Linked DNA regions of Homo sapiens: regions 1 and 2 are each linked to region 3. A link is a contact called in ENCODE Hi-C or POLR2A ChIA-PET data. All regions are on one chromosome and are shown on one strand. Each heading gives the region's core, a stretch centred on a gene start or an enhancer-like site at or near the end of the contact. The rest is flanking DNA. Distances are from core to core; before and after follow the strand shown. Region 1 overlaps PHC2 (polyhomeotic homolog 2). Region 2 has its middle 17 kb from the start of RNF19B. Region 3 holds the start of TRIM62 (tripartite motif containing 62).

Region 1 (4,283 bases), core at 1,153-3,652, 190 kb before region 3:
GCCCAGGTGGTCCTGGACACCCAGACATCCATATACTTGACAGAAATGGAGTCTTCCCCTTCCCACCATCCTTACAAGGACTGGCCACCTCTAACTCAAGGGCCAAAGATGCTTTCCAGCTTCAGCGTGCCTCCATTGCCCTCCCAGCGGCCCCCATTCTAATCAGGGTCAGGTGAGCTTGTTTGGGCAGGATATACTCAGGATAGCACCAACTCTTTCCTTTGCACCTATCCCTGAGGGGTGCAAAGGTCCTTAGGAGCCTACCAGGTCCCTAAGATTTAGGAGAATGCCCTGGGAAAATGGCAGCATACTCCCTGGGTGGCAGTAGCATGCAGCCCCAGCTAGGGCTCAGTCACTGTGGGTCGTGTCTCATACCTCCCATTCTGAAGTCTGCTCCTTCGGGCTCTTGACACACTATCCCGAAAGTAACACAGTCCCACCCCTCCCTTTGCTCTTATGGCCAGGACGTGACCCTCGGAGCTTGTCTGGTCTTGCTCCCGCACATTTGTTCTTGGCTCTGAGTTCATCATTTGAGGCGCATCTCTATCCCCAGGGAACAGCCTCTTAGACACAAGGCATGAAATAGACTTCCATCTCCTCGGGAACTGGACAGCCACACTGTGATGCTGCTGCCCAAAGCTGACTGTGTCTGCAGGTTGCTTGTCCCTATGTCCTACTCCACTGGGGTCGTGATGCCTGCCTGTCTGCCTCCCTCCCCAGAGCAGGGCATACACCCACAGAGGAAAAAGCACAGCTGCGCTATCGCAGAGTTCTAGGGAAAGCACCCTGTCAAGGCACCAGCACATCCACACTGATGCAGAGCTAGACTCCCACGGAGGTCGAGGTGTCATGCAGAGAACACCATGGATCCTGCACCCTGCAGGATGGGATTCAGACATGAGGACGGCTCCAGGCGGTCCGCTTCCTCTGCTGTTGTTGTCTCTAGGCCCCTCTGAATCTAACTTTGACTAGAAAATGACCAAAAGGATACATCGAACTTGATCCCCTGGAGGGCAGTCTCATCTTGGCTCAGCCCTGGGTTCAGCAGTGGGTTAGACCTGGAAGGTGGTCCTAGGGCATCCATCTCGCTTCCCAGGACGCTAAGGAGGTGGTGGCTTCAGCGTATCCTGGGGATATCGGTCTCCTCTAGGATGAGCCCCTCACAGAGGGTTCTGAAGGGAACTCGGCTTTGGTGTAGCCCCAGAGCGGCTCTCCCCACCCACCCCTGCACCCAGCCTGGGTCAGGATGCAACGAGCCTCTAGAGAAAGGCAGGCGCTCCCCTTGGACTCCCCCTTCCTTTCTGCTTCTACTGTCCTGCCCTTCCTCATAGCCGCTCCTGGGCTAAACAGTTGTGTCCTGTGGCTGAGTCCACATCGAGCAGGTAAAAGGCGCCTCGTTTCCTGTGATTCCAGGCCCAGCCAGGTAACCTGGTGCAGGTAGCTAGGAGCCTAGGCGGCACTGTTCCTTTGTCCCCTCAGCTCATCTTCACGCCCACGGCCACCGTCGCTACTGTGCAGCCTGAGCTCGGCACTGGCTCCCCCGCCCGGCCCCCCACCCCCGCCCAGGTGAGGACTCCATGCTTGTGGGAGGGCAGGGGGGTGGGCACCCCTGTAGAGGGGCACTGATACTGGGGAGGGGCACAAGGAGAGGCCGGGATCAGCTAGGAAAGCAGGCGGGAGACAGGACACCCCAATGCCCCCAGGCCTGCGCGTCTACCCTGTTCCAGAAGGCCTCAGTCCCTCCTGGCTCTGTTTCGTTCCCTCAAACACAGGTCAGGAGCCAGAGGGCAGCCTGCTGAGGCCAGCATGATTTGCCAGGGAGGGGTGGGCTGTGCTACCCTCCATACTTTACACCTGCCCCAGCATAGCTGGTCTGGCTGCTGCTGCTTCATAAGTGGAAAGTCCCGCTCCGGTTACACACGGTAGTGCTGCTAGGACTCGAGAAAAATGACATGTAAGAGGGAGCAGAGACGTGTCCTGCTCTGCTAGGAGCGCACAGATACTACCGTGGCTGGGAAGATTCTGTGGGCAGCCGGGGAAGGAACCCCTAGCACTCGCATCTCCCCATCCTCATCTACGGAATGGGGAGGGTGATGGGACAGGGCTGGTAGCCGGATTTTCAGAGTCTGGCACAGCCTCCCTGTGTCCAGCAGAGGGCGCCAGGGACCGGGCTGAGTAAGCATGCCGGCCGTCTTGGAAGAGCCGGTGGCAACCTTATTCTGAGACAAGATATTTGCCCGGTGGCCTTCCTGGTCAGTTAACTTCCACTTTTGCCCTGGCCTTTTCCAGTGTGGGAAGCCCCATGCTCCCCCTCACTGGGAATTATTTCTGGGTGGTGTGCATCCAATCCTGAAAGTGTTGGGGAGGAGGGAGGGCAACAGAAGGGACAGAGCCTGGCCTCCCCACCCCTGCCCGCCCAGCTGGGCAGCAGGTCCTTCTCAGAACTCAGCCTCTTCTGCTGCTGGATGCAGTCACAGCGAACCCTCTGGCCCTCTTTAGCAACTCCACGTGCTTCTGGTTCCTCTTCTAGCCCCTAACACATTCTCTCTCTCTGATTTGACAACCTCCTGTTCTATTCAGCCATTCCTGGATCCATCCCTCTCTCCCTCTTAGTTGTATACTGGCATTGCTCCTGCCACATTCTCTGGACTCCCACAGACCCCTCTTTTCCAGGTACAGAACTTGACCCTCCGAACACAGCAGACACCAGCGGCAGCAGCCTCGGGCCCCACCCCCACTCAGCCTGTCCTGCCCAGCTTGGCCCTGAAACCCACGCCGGGCGGTAGCCAGCCTCTGCCTACCCCAGCACAGAGCAGAAATACTGCTCAGGCTTCCCCTGCAGGTGCCAAGCCTGGCATAGCTGACAGTGTGATGGAGCCACACAAGAAAGGAGATGGCAACAGCAGTGTGCCAGGGAGCATGGAAGGCCGGGCTGGGCTCAGCCGGACGGTTCCTGCTGTGGCTGCCCACCCCCTCATTGCACCAGGTAAGGTCTTCAGGAAGCAGGAATCCTTTCCCAGAAAACTCAGGGCCGTGAGTCAGGAGGAGACTTTCACACTTTCCTTTTTCCCATGGATTTGCAAAGATACCAGCCATGGATCTCTCTCTCCTCCCTCCCTATCTCAAAATGTCCATCAGCTCCTGGCTCTGTGCCATGCTTCTGGTCTAACTTTACGCAGGGCAGCCATGTTAGTTGGAATAAAGGAGTCCTTCTGCACTGTAGGCACAGCGATGAATCAGGGTACGCAGCCACAGCGGTGGAGCTGTGGGCACAACCTGGAGTGGCTGGAGGCAGGCAGTTGAACTATTTTGAAATTCTCCAAGACTCAGCAAAAAGGCCAGGGGCTAGCCAGAAGCATGTAAGAACCAGACAGAGAGATGGGAATGTAGGAAGTTTATTTTTCTCATCATTCAGCAAGCATTTGTTGATTAGTATTTGCCAATCATGTTGCCAATTCTAGGTGTGCAGAGATAAATGAGACTCAGGTCCTGCCCTCCACAGTGTAGCTGGGGAGACAGAGAGTGCAGTGCATATGCCATAATAGATCTAAGCTCTGAACACTGTCAGAACAGAAGAGCTATGTGGCTTGAGGAGAGGAGCTAGGAAAGGCTTGCTAGTGAGGGTAACACTTGAGAATAAATCTAGGAGCTTGCTTGTGAGGCAGGTCCGATGAATCCACATGCCCTGCTAGACCCCTTTCCCTGCCTACTAAAACTCTCCCTGTGCTGCCCATTGTAGGCAATCTTTAATGGGAAAATCTGCCAAGAGCCCAAGAAGCCAGGCCTATCGATCTAGGTAACAAGACCACCCTGTTTTACCATAGAAATAAATAGAGTGGCGAAGCACATGGCTTTGCATTAAAGAGAGGGTCACGCTGATCGCATCCCTGAGACAACCACTAACCTCAGTCCTCTCTCAAACCATTTTACCATCCAATCTAATCTGTGGGGTTTTTTCTTGAGAAAATACATCAAGAATATATCTCAATACATCTTTGTCAAAATAAGATAGGATTTTTATTTTTCCCTAGAGTGTGCAGTCAAAAGAAGGGAACCAGATATAGAAGCAAATCCATTCCACTTCATAAATTCTATTTTAGGACTAAGTACCAGGTACAGTGTGGGCACAGATGGTCAGCTGCCTGTCAGGCAGAATGGGTCAGAGATGCCGTCCTTCAGAGGACATGGCACATGAGCCTTGCGGCACGAGCATGTGACCTGACAGACAGAGTGGGGAAGGTTCCCAGGCAGAGAAAAGCAAAGCAGCGCACATGGCACTGAGT
Region 2 (4,523 bases), core at 1,200-3,699, 200 kb after region 3:
TTTGGGAGGCCGAGGCAGGCGGATCACCTGAGGTCAGGAGTTGGAGACAAGCCTGGCCAAGACGGTGAAACCCCATCTCTACTAAAAATACAAAAATTAGCTGGGCATGATGGCAGGTGCTATAATCCCAGCTACTTGGGAGGCTGAGGTGGGAGAATCACTTGAACTCGGGAGGTGGAGATTGCAGTGAGCTGAGATCGCGCCATTGCACTCCACCCTGGGCGACAGAACCAGACTGCGTCTCAAGAAGAAAAAAAAGAAATAGGTATTCAGTATTAACATCTGTATCAGTCAACTTTCTCAACTGCAAGCAGTAAGATTCCACTAAAGATTGTCTAGCAGAAAAAGGCCAGAGGATCAGGCTGGGGGCTACACATCAAGAACAGTATCCCCAGAATGCCACTTCAGTGAAGACCCTAGGGCCACCCCCAGTTGCCAACACACAGCACAGATGTGGCAGCACGCATTAGGGATTTTCTGTAGCCTCACTCACCGTGGCACCCCTTGCCCTTCTCTCTGCCCTTTTGGGATCTGGTACAGGAGGAAGGAAGTGGATTCCTCACGCTCATGGCTAGACTGCATAGGGAAAACACATACATAAGCACTATACCCCTGGTGCTGTTTACACTGCTTACAACCCTCCCTTAGAGAATGATACTACTATTTTGCCAGTTGATAGATATGGAAACTGATGCACAGAGAGGTTTTTTTCTTAACTTGCCTGAGATCACACAACCAGTAAACAGTAGAACCAGAACTGGAACCCAGGCAGTTTAACTCTCTTGCTAATGTCCTGAACTAGAACTCTCAGGGTAACCAGAGTTACCCTGAGAAATTACTATTTCCCATCTACATGATGGGAAGATTCTATCATAACTGTGACTAGATGGATGGATGGATGGATGGATGGATGGATGGATGGATGGTTTATTCATTAATTCAACTTTAAGTGCTTTTTATGTCCCAGGCTCTGTGGTCAACACCAAGTAAAACTAATATGTTCTCTGACTTTAAGGAACTTAGGGCTAGTGGAGGAAAAGAACAAGAAATAAGCAAACACTCAAGTAAACTAAATACTTGGAAATTATGAGAAGAGCAAGGAAGGAAACACAGAACAAAGTATAAGAAAGAATCACTGGGGCAACATTATGGGTAGGGAGGACTCTCTCCCTGGCTCACTGTTCAACCATACTGGCCTCCTGGCTGCTCTTTGTTTTTGTTGTTGTTGTTGTTGTTGTTGTTTGTTTGTTGTTGTTGTTGTTTTTGAGACAAAGTCTTGCTCTATCACTAGGGTGGAGCGCAGTGGTGCGATCTCGGCTCACTGCAACCTCCGCCTCCCGGTTTCAAGCGATTTTCCTGCCTCAGCCTCCCGAGTAGCTGGGACTACAGGGGCGCGCTACCATGCCCAGCTAATTTTTGTATTTTTAGTAGAGATGGGTTTCACCATGTTGGCCAGGATGGTCTTGAACTCCTGACCTTGTGATCCGCCCACCTTGGCCTCCCAAAGTGCTGGGATTACAGGTGTGAGCCACTGCACCCGGCCCTGGCTACTCTTTGGAACCACCAAGCACACTTAGGGCGTTTGCTTTGGCTGTTCCTTCTGCTTAATAAGGGTTTCCCCAGTTACCTACATGGCTAACTCCCTCACCTCCTTAAAGTTTTGTATGCATAGCACCTTCTCAGCAAGACCTTCCTTGACACCACTGTTTAACAACTCATCCTGCCTCTTCCCTGCACTGATGCTGCATCAGCACTCCTTGTCTCCTCCCTGCTCTACTGTATCTTCCCCTTACCACTTTCTAACACAGTTTATTTATGTGTATTTATAATTTATTATATTTATTATGTTTACACTTTGCTTTACCTTGTAGAATGTAAACATCACAAGAGAGCAGGGATCTTTGTTCTGTTCACTGAAATATGGCACATAGTAAGTGCTCAAAAGTATTTACTGAATGAATGTAAATAATGTCCCTGATGTCACACAGCTGGAAAGTGGCATTTCTGTGATTTGTATCTAGTGTTATTTGGCTCCAAAGCTATAGAACCTTATTACTAGGGCTGTTACGGGGCTCAAATGGGTTCACGTGTCAGCCACTTAGCACAGTGCCTGGTAGGAAGGTTAATGTGCCATAAACATGAAATAATAGTTGTTATTATTAATTATTGACAGGGCCCCTCCCTCTTGGGCTCATTTTTCTAAATTTCATAATAGTACAGCAGGCTTTTTGGGGTAAGACGTCAAGCCTGACTTGACAGACACACTGACATGACTCTTAGGAAGGAAAAATGCAGCGGTGCCAGCCCCAGTAGCCTGGAACCCTGCCCCAGCAGGACCCAGTCCTCTATGTGGCCCAGCCTACTTCGTAACTGAGCTGAAACTGTTCACCCACAGGGACTGCAAACAACACAGACTTCCTGTATTTTGAGAAAGGGGAAGTCCAACCAGTGATTTACCTTGAGTCATTTGTTTCGAGACGGAAGCCTCAGCAGTTGGCAGAAAGTATAGGAAGGAGGAAGGCTGCCAGAGGCAAGAAAGGAGACCTGGATTCTAGAAGGAATGCCACTACTTCTCAGCTGACCACACTGAGCAAGTCCCCTCTCTGGCCTTAATTTTCTCACCTGGAAAATGGGACAATGATCTTTACCTCACTGGCTTCTCTAGGCAGTGCTAATATCGATGAGTGCCTGTGTGTGAAGAGCTGGAAATACAGGAATGCATCAGCATCTTGCAACTGGAAGGGCAAAGTTCAGAGGTTAAAAATTTACAAACTATGAAGTCACTTAGATCTGGATTCAAATCCTGCCTCCATCACTTTCTAGCTGTGTGTCCCTGGGCAAGTAATGTAACCTCTCTAAGTCTCAGGATCTTTGGTTTCCTCAGCTGTGAAATAATTTTTCTCCTAAACTGATTTTGAGGATTAAATGAGATATGCATATCAATGGCTATGAAGGAACAAGGAACTGGGCTCAGAGGAATCCTTCAGAAATGGTGATTCTTGTTTTTAATCCTGGATGAGCTCTCACTTCCTCTCTGTGTGATGCCAGTGCCCAGGACAAACCCCTGCTGAGAGTATTTCTTTTTTTTTATTTTTTGAGACAGAGTCTCACTCTGTCACCCAAGCTGGAGTGCAGTGGTGCGATCTCGGCTCACTGCAACCTCCGCCTCTTGGGTTCAAGCGATCCTCCTGCCTCAGCCTCTCGAGTAGCTGGGATTACAGGCACCTATCACCATGCCCAGCTAACTTTTTTTTTTCCCCACCAGGGTGTTCCTGAGTTTATTTGAGGCACAGCCGGGCGAGGGCCCTGTACCTAGAAGAAGGTGTTGGGTCTCCTGGTGAAGCGTGGCTTCTGCTGATGGCACAGCACCAAGTGGGGCAGCAGGAACTTGATCTTGGAGTCGTGGAATTGCTTGACAACTGGCCACCAGCACTTGCTGGCCGCAATCTCCTCCACCTTCATGATCTGGATGAAGTTGGCCCGGGCGCGGTACTGGGTGCCCATGTCTTGGTAGCACTGGGTGACAGCGCCCATGGTGGTTAGGTCCCGGTATTCCCTGTACATGTTGTGGGTGCTGCTCCGGGAGTCATAGCGCAGCCAGATGCCAAAGTTCTTCACCCACAGTGGGTACTTCTCAAACACCTGCCCACAGTTGACAGTCTCCCCTGAAGACTTCTTCATCTTCTTTAATTGAGATAGGAAGTACCAGAAGTGGAACTTGGCGACTACATGATTAGGCGCAAAGATTTGCATGTGGTAGAGGGGCAGTGTGTGGCATTTGGGGGTGGGCAGGCAGTGACACACCACCTTGTACTCTTGTTGTGTGCCCAAGGCCTTCATGGCTTTCTGTCCACCTTTGCCACCACCCACAAAAGGAAAAGGCTAATTTTTGTATTTTTAGTAGAGATGGGGTTTCACCATCTTGGCCACTCCCGACCTAAACTGATCCACCCACCTTGGCCTTCAAAAGTGCTGGGATTATAGGCGTGAGCCACTGCACCCGGCTCCCTTCTGAGTATTTAATAGAAATACCTCCATCTGTGGGACCACAGATAATTATTAAAATAGAGAATAATTTTATGTATTTATTTTTACTTATGACAAAACTTAATAAATTCATGGCAGAAAAAAACTTAAGCAAATAAGTAAAAATAAGAAAATAGAGATTACATATAACTTCATCACCTAGAGATAATCACTATTAACAGTTGGGTTAACTCTCCTGGATTTCTTTTTAAGGCATATTTAACAAGATGTTAAATGCAAGTTTCCCGTCATTTTGGCTTTGGGGCAGAGGCAAGGACCACTACATCCAGGCATGCTGAAGGATGGAGAAACCAGTTCTACCAGCATTAATCCCATCACCCCCAGAGTGTGTGTGTGTGTGTGTGTGTGTGTGTGTGTGTGTGTGTGTGTATGAGAGAGAGAGAGAAGACAGAAGAGAGAAGAGGGCTAGTTTAGAGAGATGTATTTTAGAGGCAATTGTGGTTTTTTGTTTTGTTTTTGAGTCAGGGTCTCACTCT
Region 3 (4,738 bases), core at 989-3,488:
AACTAGTTAAGGCTGCTTTGGGACTGAAATCCAATAATATATGTGAGAATGCTTAGCAAGCCCTACTGTGCCTGATAAGAATTTCTCATTGATTTTGCCCTCTAGACTGCCAGCTCCTTGGGAGCAAGGAGCATAGTTTATTCCACCTCCTCACAAAGACCTGCTTGGAGTCAGCATCAGTAAATACATGTTGAATAATGAAGTCACTGTTTCATCCATCATCAAGCCTTTTTTTTTTTCATTTCATTTCAAATGCTTCAATAATTTAGACTCTGCCCTGTTCACTTTCCCCACCCCCTCATTAGGGGTGCACGTCAGTATATCAGTTGGGATTCTCTGGGTTGCAAAGTGACAATGCACTACTGTTAAACTGGCTTATGCAATAAGATGGACCATCTCACATATCCTGAAGTCCAGACTCTGCATCAGAATAAAAGCTTCTCTTCCCTAGGACTCTCTTGGCCTTGCCCTCCCTTCTGTATTTGCTGCATCCTCAGACTGGGAGCAAGATGGCTGTTGCAATTCCAAGCATTGCCACCAAACATATCCCAGCAAAGGGGGCAGACTGTTTTGCAAAGTAAAGAGACCATTTCCTGAAAACCCCTCTCTGCCATAGGCTTCCCCTTTAGTTTTTCAGGCTGGACCTGCCCAAACCGTCACTGGCAAGAGGAATGAGACCACCATAATGGACTTGGACCAAACAAGACTCACTCCATGAGACCACCATAATGGACTTGGACCAAACAAGACTCACTCCTGGAAATGGGCTGGGGTCAGCCTTCCTTGGGTCACTTGGGGAAGGGGGCCACCTGACCAAAATCAGGGCTCTGCCCATAAGAAAATGTTGAGAAACTGCTGTTGCATGAGCAACCAACTATTTTTCTCGCAATGATGGAGATTCTGGGCCAGATGAGGGTGTGATGGAGAAAGTGTTAACCATAGAGAACTAAACTGAGAGCTTTTTCATAAACTGTACCTCAATAAAGTTTAACACCAATGAAGATATTTCTGGAGGAGGCAGAAACTGGTAGCCACCCTCTATGGCTCATTTCCCTCACCCCCGTATCCAACCATCACCAAATGTCACCGTGTCTGTACTTGCAATACCCTAGTCTTCTCTCCTTACCCACTGCTGAGGCCCCAGTTCGGGTCTCACCTCCTGCAGGCACGATGACAACAGCACCTTAGGGGTGCCCAGTCTTTCCTTCCTCCTGCAACCCAGGGCGTTGATGCGGTTATTCAGCTACACACCTTTACTGTGTGCTGAGTGCTGTGCATCCGCAGACACATTGGAAAAGCTCCCTGTCTTCTTCACCTTGCAGATGGTATAATGATTATCTCCAAGACTTCCTGAAACCCAATCGGACCAGGTCATTCCCTTGCCTGAAAGCCCCATGCCTTCAAGAAATTCTTTACCATGACCCACAATGCCCTCCAGCCCACCCAGGCTCCTTCTCCACCCCACCCCCAACAGTACAGAATTACTAGCACTTCCTTCACTGCGCCCTCCCCTTTCACGCCTCTATGCTTTTGCACAGGCTGTCTCCTCTGCCTAGAAATCCCTTATCCCCTCTCCATCTGGCACACAAGACAAGTTCTCCTATTACTTTTTCTCCCTCTCTCCTGCTCCACCCCTCACCGCCTTACACACACACACACACACACACACACACACACACAAATACAGCACTCCAGAATTGTTTGCCAATGGAGGCAGCCTCCGGGGCCAGATGTTAGCCAGGGCTTTCCAAACTTCTCCCCAAGCACTCCTTAAGAAAGTGAAGAGGAAATGGGACCCCAGGGCTTAGGAGTGTGAGGGCCTTGAACTCGCTCTAAGCAAGCAGGGCATTTCAAGAGTTTTATCTTTATATTTTATGCAGAAGTTGTATTCCAAATATATTCTTGTTCGTTTTAATACAAAATATGATTTTTTCTACATCTTCAAATCGATGATCCAGAAAGATGCTCCTTGTTTATTTGTTGTGCTCTCAAATTAGCTGCTCCGCCTCGCCGCGGGGACCCTAAGCGAGACCTGGATGCAGTTCCAAGTACACACCCCGAAGGAACAGCTGGGCTTCGCTTCCCTGGGAGCTGGAGGATGGTGGGGGTGGGGCGGGGTCAACCGGCTGGTGGCCCCGCCCCTCCCCCGCCCGCTGCGGGGGCGGAGTTGCTTGGGTCCCGCCCACGGGGGCGGGGAGGCAGCCGCGGCCACCGGCAGCTCGGATTCGGCTGGTTCCGGGTTGAGAGGCTGCGCTGGACCGAAGCGGTGGCTGCTAAGCTCGCGGGGGTAAGGGGTCGCGCTGGGCCAGGGTTTGGGGCCGGGATCCGGCAGCTGAGCGGGCCGGCACCCCTCCTCTTCTCTGCCGGTCACAGCCAATGTACGGCTCGGCCTGGCTGCCCCCTCCCCCAGGATTCCCCATCCCCAGCTTCTCGCCCTCCCCGCACCGCCCCCACCCCGGGATTTCGACCCCCTTAAGGGCTCCACCCCGCTCCGGGATCCCCTTCTCCCAGCTCCTATCCCTTAGGACTGCCCCGCCCCCTAGAACCTCCCCGTCAGGATCTCCGTCCCTCAGCCGCTCACAGCCTCCTCCCAGCGCCCATCGCCTTGAGCTGCCCACTACCTCTAGACTGCCCTCCCGGGCTGGCGTCCCACGGAGTCTCAGCCGCGCACCCCTTCCTCGCGTTACCCTCCTTCCGGACAGCACCCCCTCCCTTCTCCGGTAGCTCCTACCCCTGCCTGTGCGGGCCTCGTCCCCGCGCCCAGCCCTCGGTGCTGCCTCCGACAGCGCCGCGCTCTCTCAGCCGCCCCCCTGCCCCTCGGGCCCCCCTCTCTGCTGCCCCTGGCGCCATGGCGTGCAGCCTCAAGGACGAGCTGCTGTGCTCCATCTGCCTGAGCATCTACCAGGACCCGGTGAGCCTGGGCTGCGAGCATTACTTCTGCCGCCGCTGCATCACGGAGCACTGGGTGCGGCAGGAGGCGCAGGGCGCCCGCGACTGCCCCGAGTGCCGGCGCACGTTCGCCGAGCCCGCGCTGGCGCCCAGCCTCAAGCTGGCCAACATCGTGGAGCGCTACAGCTCCTTCCCGCTGGACGCCATCCTCAACGCGCGCCGCGCCGCGCGACCCTGCCAGGCGCACGACAAGGTCAAGCTCTTCTGCCTCACGGACCGCGCGCTTCTCTGCTTCTTCTGCGACGAGCCTGCACTGCACGAGCAGCATCAGGTCACCGGCATCGACGACGCCTTCGACGAGCTGCAGGTGCGCTACCCGGCCTGCCTGGGGAAGGGGCGGGGCCGGGCTGGAGGTGGGGCCGGGCGGGGGGTGGGGTCAGGGCTGGACCGCGGGCCAGGCCCAGTCAGAATGGTCCTGGGGCGGGGCCGCCAGCAAGGTCAGGGCCCTATCAGGAGTAACGCGGGGCAGGGAGGGGCGGGGCCGCCGCATGGCGGGGCCGTGGGGGCGGGGCCTTGGGCAGTCCGGACCCTGAGGGATCTGAGACAGACCTGGAGTACCGGCTGGTCCGCGGTTAGGGAGAAGTCGGGGATGCGGATGGGATGGCGGAAACAAGTGAGATCAGAACTGGACCAGATACTGGGCTGGGGCAGGGTTGTGGACGAACCGGAATCAGAGTTGGGCAAAGGCAGGGCCACTGTCAGACTGAGGGCGAGGTCGCGAGGATGGGTCTGTATTAAACCGGGTAGCTGAGCTCTGGCAGGCTGGGGGTTCTGTGGGGGCGGAGACCGGATCAGATGTGCATCAGGACTAAGAGGAGTACGGGGGCTAGAATGTGCTGGACAGGTGAGGGTGAAACCTAATAGAGTGGTATAAGTTAGGGTGCCAAAGTGCTGAGAGGGCAGGTTTGAGTACCGAGGGTTAGGCCAAGGTGTATGAGGGGTTAAGACTGAGATCAGGTCCGGATACTCTACAACAAGTTTAGATTTAAGCCAGAGTAGAGGCCAGGTTGAGTGGGGCCAGGACTTAAAGGTAAAGATTTGGAGAATAAGGCCCAGATGTAAGGTGATTCAAGAAGGGAGGGGCTAGACCTCTAGGAGTCTCTAGAGGTTTTTGATGACCTCTTTGGCTCTGTCCCCCACATCAGGACTTTTGAAGACTAAGTGAAACGGTACATGCAGAGTGACCTGAGCATAGTTGGCATAGAACTCTAATCGGTCTCCCTTAAGACTTCCTGTCTTCACTGACAAACTCCTACTCAACTTTTATTGAGCCTTGCTCAAATATCCTCTCCGTGAAGCCTTCTCCAAGTTCCACTGGTCAAACAAACAAACAAACAAACAAAAACATTAGAACTGCATTTCCCCAAATGCTCTCTATTAATAAGTGTGGGAAATATAGTATATTTTTTATACCCACCCCCTTGGAGAATTTTCAGTGTGCATTTGCATATTAAAAGCTTAGAGAAATTTTGTTGCAAATAAATCTATTTTACTGTGTTTAATAAAATGGTTCCCAAGCTTACTTGGGCCTGGAATCCTTTTTTCAAGCTAAATCACTTAAATCCAGCAGCCCCATGTACCTGGCTTTGGGATACTAGTCGAGCACGTAGTTCTCCAAGGCCAGAGACAGAATCTTATTTCTCCTATCTATGGCCCCAAAGCCTGGTGCAAGGCCTGGCCCACAGTACACACCAATAAAGGCCAAATGAATGAACGAAAGAATGACCAACCCTGGCCTAAGCTGGACCACACTGTGGAGCGTTTGGAAGCAGAAGGTTTTTGGCTCAAA

Evidence for each region. A loop is a pair of places that touch in the nucleus more often than their neighbours do. ChIA-PET counts read pairs that join two places held with the same protein, here RNA polymerase II (POLR2A). Pooled maps may share reads with other maps.
Region 1: a loop to region 3 is called in a map of dorsolateral prefrontal cortex, with 2.0 times the contacts of the local background. The contact joins the enhancer-like site here to the promoter of TRIM62 in region 3. A Hi-C loop is called at or near these places in 8 of 168 maps with a recorded cell type or tissue (B cell, CD14-positive monocyte, CD4-positive, alpha-beta T cell and 5 more), 7 of 37 single-sample maps with no recorded cell type and 15 of 50 pooled maps. POLR2A ChIA-PET finds 5 or more read pairs at or near these places in 9 of 52 experiments (CD4-positive, alpha-beta T cell, GM10248, GM12878 and 6 more).
Region 2: a pooled map shows a loop between it and region 3 (5-fold over the local background). The contact joins the enhancer-like site here to the promoter of TRIM62 in region 3. A Hi-C loop is called at or near these places in 1 of 37 single-sample maps with no recorded cell type and 4 of 50 pooled maps. POLR2A ChIA-PET finds 5 or more read pairs at or near these places in 5 of 52 experiments (CD4-positive, alpha-beta memory T cell, MCF 10A, WTC11 and 2 more).

What each region holds. Positions count from the first base shown.
Region 1 is chr1:33,365,819-33,370,101 of GRCh38, reverse strand. It overlaps PHC2 (polyhomeotic homolog 2), which reads left to right. Exons shown (of 15, transcript NM_001385109.1): 6 at 1,480-1,566; 7 at 2,674-2,986. Among named protein-coding and RNA genes, the nearest start is that of PHC2-AS1, 18 kb to the right of the region's middle. RefSeq lists an enhancer at 2,464-3,367. Within about 2 kb of position 2,402, at least 11 of the 41 ENCODE cell types and tissues checked have a DNase peak (open chromatin) inside an H3K27ac peak, as active enhancers do; they include dorsolateral prefrontal cortex and psoas muscle, where a contact is called at or near this core.
Region 2 is chr1:32,979,262-32,983,784 of GRCh38, reverse strand. It overlaps the pseudogene RPL18AP4. Among named protein-coding and RNA genes, the nearest start is that of RNF19B, 17 kb to the right of the region's middle. RefSeq lists enhancers at 2,021-3,220, 2,724-3,340. Within about 2 kb of position 2,449, at least 33 of the 41 ENCODE cell types and tissues checked have a DNase peak (open chromatin) inside an H3K27ac peak, as active enhancers do.
Region 3 is chr1:33,179,543-33,184,280 of GRCh38, reverse strand. It overlaps TRIM62 (tripartite motif containing 62), which reads left to right and starts at 2,238. Exons shown (of 5, transcript NM_018207.3): 1 at 2,238-3,256. The coding sequence starts at 2,849. It also overlaps a transcript of ZNF362 not described here. RefSeq lists silencers at 2,064-2,373, 2,604-2,673, 3,264-3,463 and an enhancer at 3,546-3,715.